Linked DNA regions of Homo sapiens: region 1 is linked to region 2. A link is a contact called in ENCODE Hi-C or POLR2A ChIA-PET data. All regions are on one chromosome and are shown on one strand. The core of a region is the stretch at or near the end of the contact, and the rest is flanking DNA. Distances in the headings are between cores, read along the strand shown. Region 1 holds the start of GTF2I (general transcription factor IIi). Region 2 holds the start of HIP1 (huntingtin interacting protein 1).

Region 1 (3,504 bases), core at 948-3,447, 1.1 Mb before region 2:
AATTCAAAACCAGCTCATGTTGACCTAACCGTTTTAGGAATTGCTTCAGTCTCAAAGAAGTTGGAGTTGTTTATGAAGAGGCAGCAAAATTCCACTGTGGGCCCGGTGCGGTGCTCACGCCTGTAATCTCAGCACTTTGGGAGGCTGAGGAAGGCAGATCACTTGAGGTCAGGAGTTCGAGAACAGTCTGGGCAACATGTTTAGTAGAAACCCGTCTCTACTAAAAATACAAAAATTAGCTGGGCGTGGTAGTGCACGCCTATAATCCTAGCTACTCAGGAAGCTGAGGCAGGAGAATCACTTGAACCCGGGAGGTAGACGTTGCCGTGAGCCGAGATCGCGCCACTGCACTCCAGCGTGGGTGACGGAGCGAGGCTCGGTCTCAAAAAAAAAATTCCACTGTGAACCACTAAACAAATTCATAGAAGAAAGGAACTACCTTCCAAACGTTTTCACGATGATAAGAGTCATCTTGGCTAAATAAACTTCTGCCTTGCTAACTCACTTTGTAACATCCCCCCAAATTCTACTCCACGACTCCACTATACCCAGGAAATCCTTTCCCTGACCCCTCCAGGTGGAGAAACCACTCTCTCAACAAAAGATACTCACTGAAGTCCACAGCAGCTGAAATCTGCATCTCGTAGGCTGGCTGCTCTTACTAGAGTGAGTTATAGGCTTCTCAAGAGTTAAATTTGTTCCTAAATATATGCCAGTGGCACGTGGTATTGGGAATAGAGAATTTAATTAAATATTACTAAATGTCAATGAAATACAAGTGCAAAAAGAAAGTTGCTCTTGTGCAAACTTAATGAATGACTTTCGAGACAATCGACAAAGGAGAGTCACAATCTTATTAGGCAAGGACCGAAGGGATCCTAGACATTGTCCGGGAAATCGCAAAAATTCAGGCTTCTGTAATCAGATTGCTTCTCCGGTGAGCTTTACGCTCTCCATGTATTTTTCAAAAAAAATCCAACATGAAAATTCTAGAGGAGGCTTTATTGGGTGCGGTCTGTGCAAGAGAGACGATGGGGAATGCCAATCGGAGAACCCAGATTGAAAGGAAAGGTTTTTGGAACCCACATCAAAAGACTGGCTGCTCGGAAAGTTTTCTCGCTAGCGACAAAGGCTTGGAGGCTGGAAAAAGCGTCGTGGTCGCCACCTACCGAGAAGCGGCGGGTGGGGGGAGGATGGCCGTCGTGGCCCGAATCCCCAGTGGGTGGTACTGGGTGGGGGGGCGGGCGGGAATCAAAAAACCACTCAATCTCGTGCTTTACATAAACATCTAAAAATCGTCGGCCTCGGGGTTGTAAAGTTTTGGAGTTTAACTTAGGTGAACAGTAATGTCTCTCCATTTTCAAAACCCACCGGCTAATTCAAGTTGAGAAGCAAAAAATAGTGGTAGGGGGAGGAGTTTGAGTTAAATCGCATCGCGGTTGACAGAACAAAACAGGAGCTACGAGTCAGGATTTCTGCTCCCACTCCCTTGCAAGTTTCCTTCCAAATCCTGAGGGAGAGATAGAGGCGGAGGGTCTGGGGGAGGAATTAAAACACAAGGTCTCCTCCCCTCTCGCCTGTCCGAACTTGGGGGCAACGGTCTCTTTGGAGGCCAGCTTGGAAAACACTAGAGAGGAGTTCTTTGTGTCCTGGAGGGTGGTGCAAGGCGGAAGGACTCCCCTTTTGCAGAGCAAGGAGGGCGACGGCCCAGCCCGGGGCTCCCCGGCTTTTGCAGCTTCCCTGCCTCGCAATTTGCAAGGAATGTGGGGTGCAAGAGCAAGTGGCGGACTTGGACGGCGGCTGGCGCTCGGTGGGGACGACGCCGGAGCCACCACCCGTCCAGATTTCCGTTTCTGCACCCCGGCTCCCCTCCCCCACCCGGGCGGCCGCGCAGGCCCCAGGTGCAGCCATGTTCTCGCTCCCACCACCCTCGCCTCCATTGACAGCCCTTGCTGGAGAGGGCCGGGCGCCGCGCTTGCCTCGTCCTCGGGTTCGGGGCTAGCCGGCGCGGTGCTTCCTGGGAGTTGTAGTCCACGACCGCCGCCGCCGCGTTGACGGGGAACGCATCCGAAACTACAACTCCCGCTGGGCGGCGCTGCGGATGCGCAGGCGCAACGCGCCTTCGAGGAACAAAAAAAAAAAAAAAAAAAAAAAAAAAGAAAAAAAAGAAAAAAAAAAGGAGGAGGAGGAGGAGGGTGAGAGAGAAGCTGGGAGAGCAGAGAAAAGGGGCCACCGGTCGCCCCCCCGCTTCCCCGCACGCGCTCTCCAGCCGCGGCCGCCCGCCTGCCGCGGTCACCCCGGCCTCTGCCTCTGTCCCCCAGTGATCGGATCAAGGCGCTGAGCGAGGCCCTGCCTGCGGGGCGGCCATGCGGCGGTGACAGGAGCGCGACCGACACGCACGGGCCCCTCGCCCCCTCTCGCCTCCCGTCCGCTCGCCAGCTCCCCTCAGCCGAGGCTGCTCCGCGGCGGCCGCAGCCCGCGCGCGGCCCACACTCGCCTCCCCTCGGCACCCCCGGCCCCGGAGCTGCCTGGAGGCGGCCGCACTCGGGTGAGTCCCTCTCGCCTCATCCCCGCGCCCCCCGCCCCCGCCTCGGGGGCCATTGCGAGCGGGGGCCTTTATTAGAGACTTTGCCCCGCCGGGGCCTGCAGGGACAGGGGCCTGGGAGCCGCGGCCCGCCGCGCGCGGTGTGGGGCCTTGGGGGGCGCCCGTGCCGCCTCCCCCTACCCCCACCCCCACCGCCTCGCCGGGTCTCGAGCCCCGCCGGCCTTGGCAGTGGCCGAAACGAGGCGATGGGGGTGGGGCGGCACGGACGCGGTCGCGGGGGACGACAGTGGCACGCGCGCGCCTCAGTGCGCGTGGGGGAGGGGCGCGCGCGCCGACCGGCGTGCGGTGGGGGGGCGCCTCGCGCGTGCGATCCCGCGCGCGAGCGAGCGAGCGGCCCTGCGGGCTGCGCATGCCCCGCCGCGCTGATTGGCCGGCTAGGCGGTGCGGGGGCGCGCGCGGTGCCAGGCCCGAGCCGTCGTGGGGTCGCGCTCGCCTGGTGTATCTGGGGCTCCTGCGCCGGGGCAGCAGACGCGCGGGATTGGCCAACCGGCGCGGGGGCGGGGCCGCGCGTTGCCTGGTAACTGCGGCGGGCGGGGGAGCGGGAGCGCTGTCCCCCGCCCCGCCCCGCTCCCAGGTGGAGTCCGCAGTGGGCTTTGTCCCGGGCCGGCCCGGCGCGCCTGCCCCGCGGGGCCTGTTCTTTGGGGGAAATAAACACAATGACCGGAAGGAAAACTTCAGCTTTAGGCCATGAAAATTAAGCCGTCTGGGTTCAGCCAGCACCCAGACGACGGGAGTGCAGAGGAAGAAGGAAAATGAAATGGAAAAAGCTGTCTCCTTCCCGCTCCCCGACTTCTCCACTTTTTCTTAATCCAGCTTTTGCTTTTTCGTGTAGCGAATTTTGTCCTCCCTAGGTTATGGATTTGCGCTGATTTGCGGCTGGGGATGTTCACAGGTGGGGT
Region 2 (3,381 bases), core at 207-2,706:
CAAGCGTCTGCAACCACGCCCAGCTAATTTTTTGTATTTTTAGTAGAGACAGGGTTTCACCATGTTGGCCAGGCTGGTCTCAAACTCCTGACGTCAGGTGATCCACCCGCCTCGGCCTCCCAAAGTGCTGGGATTACAGGTGTGAGGTACCGCGCCCGGCCAAAAGCTCTATTCTTTGAAAGATTCCATATACAGAACCTTCAGTCAGATTCTCACTGTCTTTTCTAACTAAAATCCCAAAGCCCTTTCCCTCCAACTGTGTTTGGGGGAAGTATTCCTCGCATAACACATCAGGGGACCAGCCTCTGGAGAGGGGGACCCAAATGGATCTTCAAAGGTTCCACTCTGAGCACAAGAGTGTAGAAGAAATCTGCCCCTCCAGCATTGGCACTGGGATTAAAAGAAGCGTTGTACTCTTTGAAATGGATTTTACATACAAATGAATTGATGAACACCATCAACATGTCAGCTTAATTCAGCCCAATCAATACACCAGGCATTAAAAACTCGGAGAAAAAAATGGATTGTGGCTTTTTGTTGATGACACTGAGGAATTTTGGCCCCAAGCCCTGGCCAGGCAGGACAAATAGGGCAGTCTGCCTATTAGCTGTCAGGCACATCTTGGGGGATAAAACCAAGACCCCAAGTCAGGGCTCAGGGGCACCATGGTCTCCACTTTAGCCCCCAAAGTAATTTTCCCACAAAGTGGCCACACTTTGCATTTCCTACATTCCTTTTCCCTGCTCCGACCCCTTCCGCCCGGCCTCAGAGCTGACAGCTGGGGCTGGCCAGAGCCAAGCAAGAGGCATCGAGAAAGGGGGATGCTAAGGGGTGGGGGGTGGGAAGGGATGTCAATGCAACCAAGAAGTGATCGGAGGGGAAGAGAGGTCCCCTCACCCTTCACATTCCCAGCCCGGCGCCCCCACTCTCCGCCCCCACACTTGAGCCTCCAAGTGGCTCCCGTGCGCTTCCCTTGTTTAGGGGCAACCCTTCCATTCCGCCCCTTTTCAGTTCCTTCCCCTCTCACCTCATCTTGGGACTCCTGCCCGGTACCCAGCCGATCAGGCTCCTCTTGGCCACGCATCCTGCCATCTCCTCCGAGCCCGCCTCTGCCCTTCTCCCCAGGCCAGCTGGGGTACCCTGGGGTCCCCGACCTTCCTGGGATCGCCCAGATCTGCACGTCAATGCCCCCGCTCACTACACCCTCGCCCCGTCTTCAACTGGGGCCTGCAAGACTCCTACTCCCTTCAAAGCCCCTCCCGGACACCGCGTCCCTCAGGGTGCCCCAGGGATGCCCCGGGGTCCCCCGTCCTCACCTGAGTCCGCTCGAAGCTCTCGCGCTCCGCCGCCTCCAGCCCAGCGCCGACCCCGCGCCGGCTCAGCACCTTGGGCAGTGGGTTGGGCACCTGCTTCATGGAGCTGGCCATCCGATCCATGTCGCCGCGAGGAGCCGAGTCAGGGGCCCTCGGCTGCCCCGGGATCCCCACGGCGCCGCCCGCCCCGCCCTACCCGCGGGGATCCGGCGCTAACGGGACGGCTCCCGCCTGCCATTGGCTGTGAGTTCTGCCAGTCTTCCAGAGACCCCGCCCCTCGCCGAACGGCTTCCCCGCCCGCCCCCGCCCCTTCAGGAGCCCCTCCGCTGGCTCGGCCCCGACTAGCCTCTCGGGGCCTCGAGGCGCGTGGTGACTGGTCTGGAGTCCTGTCAGTCACCGTGGTCCCGCCGTTCTAGGCAGGGCCGGGGCGGGGTGCGGACGGGGCGAGGCCTGGATGGGGCGTGGCCTGGGCGGGCTGCCCTGATATGCCCTCGCTCGCCCCGCCCCCGCCCGCGCACCGCCCTCTCCTCCCCTCGGCCGCAGTCCCCGCGCGCCCCGAGCGTGCTGCCCTCCGCCAAGCGCCGCCCACTACCCTGCCCGCTCCTGCAGGGGGCTATCCCGCGACGGCCCGTGGAGATGGGCGGGGATGACGCGGGCCGGGCAGTGGGGCCTCCCCCGGGGGAATCCCAGCCCGCCTGCGAATAGCCCGTTAGCTCCTTCCGGGCCTGGGACCCGGGAGCGCCGGACTGACCAGCCCTGCGGCCGCAGCCCGGGAAAGCGCAGCCCCGCGGGCGGGGCGCAGCGTGGGCGCCTGGCCGGATCCGGCTCAATGGGTGGCCGCCCCCACCCAGCTCCCAGGCTTCCCCGTCCTGCACTTCTCCATTCTGCCCCTGCCCATGCCCTCTGCAAGGATCGCAGAGCCCAGGTCCCGGAGTTCGGGGCTGAGTCCGCGGGCACCTCCCGGGACCTGCCTCCCAAACCTCATCAAAGGAACCCGTCAGAGCTTATTTGTTGGTAGAAAGCCCTGTAGACACTTTCGGTTTATCTTAGGCTCTGAGCCGCGCGTCCCATCCTGCTCAGACGTCAGCCAGGGTACCAGCAAGCAGAGAGAAGTGTGATGCTTAGCAGGAGTGCTGGAGAAAGTTAAAAGTTTTCCGTTAAACTCCAATTTAGGTGTGTTTTTGTTTTTGTTTTTGTTTGTTTTTTTTTTTTTTTTTGGTTTCATTTGGAGTCAGTCTCCCTCTGTCGCCCAGGCTGGAGTGCAGATCGTAACACACTGGGACCTTGAGCTCCTGGGTCCTAGCGATTTTCCTGCCTCGGCCTCTCGAGTAGCTGGGACTACAGATGCACGCCACCAAGCCTGGCTATCTTTTTTGCAGAGATGGAGTCTTTCTATGTTGCCCAGACTGGTCTCGAACTCGTGGCCTCAAGCAAGCCTCCCACCTTGGCCTCCCAAAGTACTGTGATTACAGACATGAGCTACAGCACCCGGCATAGATGTATTTTTTAAAAGTTATTTGAAACTCGGAGTAATGAATGGCACCTTTAGGCCTAACAATTTGGTGATTCGTGTGTGTGTGTGTGTGTGTGTGTGTGTTGTAAATTTGGCCAGGTGCGGTGGCTTACACCTGTAATCTCAGCGCTTTGGGAGGCTGAGGCAGGCGGATCGTTTGAGCTCTGAACTTTGAAACCAGCCTGGGCAACATAGCAAGACTCCATCTGTACAAAAAATTTTAAAATTAGCTGGGCGTGGTGGTGCAAGCCTGTAGTCCCAGCTACTCACAAGGCGGGAGGATTACTTGAGCCAGGGAGGCAGAGGTTGCAGTGAGCAGAGATCGCGCCACTGCACTCCAGCCTGGGAGACAGAGCGAGACCCCGTCTCAAAAAAATATATACATATTTCTTTGTAGTGAGGGGTATGTTGCTGGATTGCCCAGGCTGGTCATGATCTCCTGGGCTCAAATGATCCTACCACCTCAGCCTCCCAAAGCACTGGGATTACAGGTGTGAGCCACCCTGCCCTGCCTGTTTTTTTTTTGTTTTTGTTTTTATTTTTTTTAATAAGAGC

The links. Hi-C counts contacts between places; a loop is a spot of excess contacts on that map. ChIA-PET counts read pairs that join two places held with the same protein, here RNA polymerase II (POLR2A). Pooled maps may share reads with other maps.
Region 1: a loop to region 2 is called in a map of naive thymus-derived CD4-positive, alpha-beta T cell, with 8 times the contacts of the local background. The contact joins the promoter of GTF2I here to the promoter of HIP1 in region 2. A Hi-C loop is called at or near these places in 1 of 168 maps with a recorded cell type or tissue (naive thymus-derived CD4-positive, alpha-beta T cell), 3 of 37 single-sample maps with no recorded cell type and 11 of 50 pooled maps. POLR2A ChIA-PET finds 5 or more read pairs at or near these places in 1 of 52 experiments (activated T-cell).

The regions. Positions count from the first base shown.
Region 1 is chr7:74,655,521-74,659,024 of GRCh38, forward strand. GTF2I (general transcription factor IIi) reads left to right here and starts at 2,198. Exons shown (of 35, transcript NM_032999.4): 1 at 2,198-2,548. RefSeq lists silencers at 1,748-1,907, 2,278-2,457, 2,478-2,767, 2,838-3,357 and enhancers at 1,988-2,107, 2,128-2,177.
Region 2 is chr7:75,737,485-75,740,865 of GRCh38, forward strand. HIP1 (huntingtin interacting protein 1) reads right to left here and starts at 1,457. Exons shown (of 31, transcript NM_005338.7): 1 at 1,317-1,457. The coding sequence starts at 1,436. RefSeq lists a silencer at 1,245-2,234.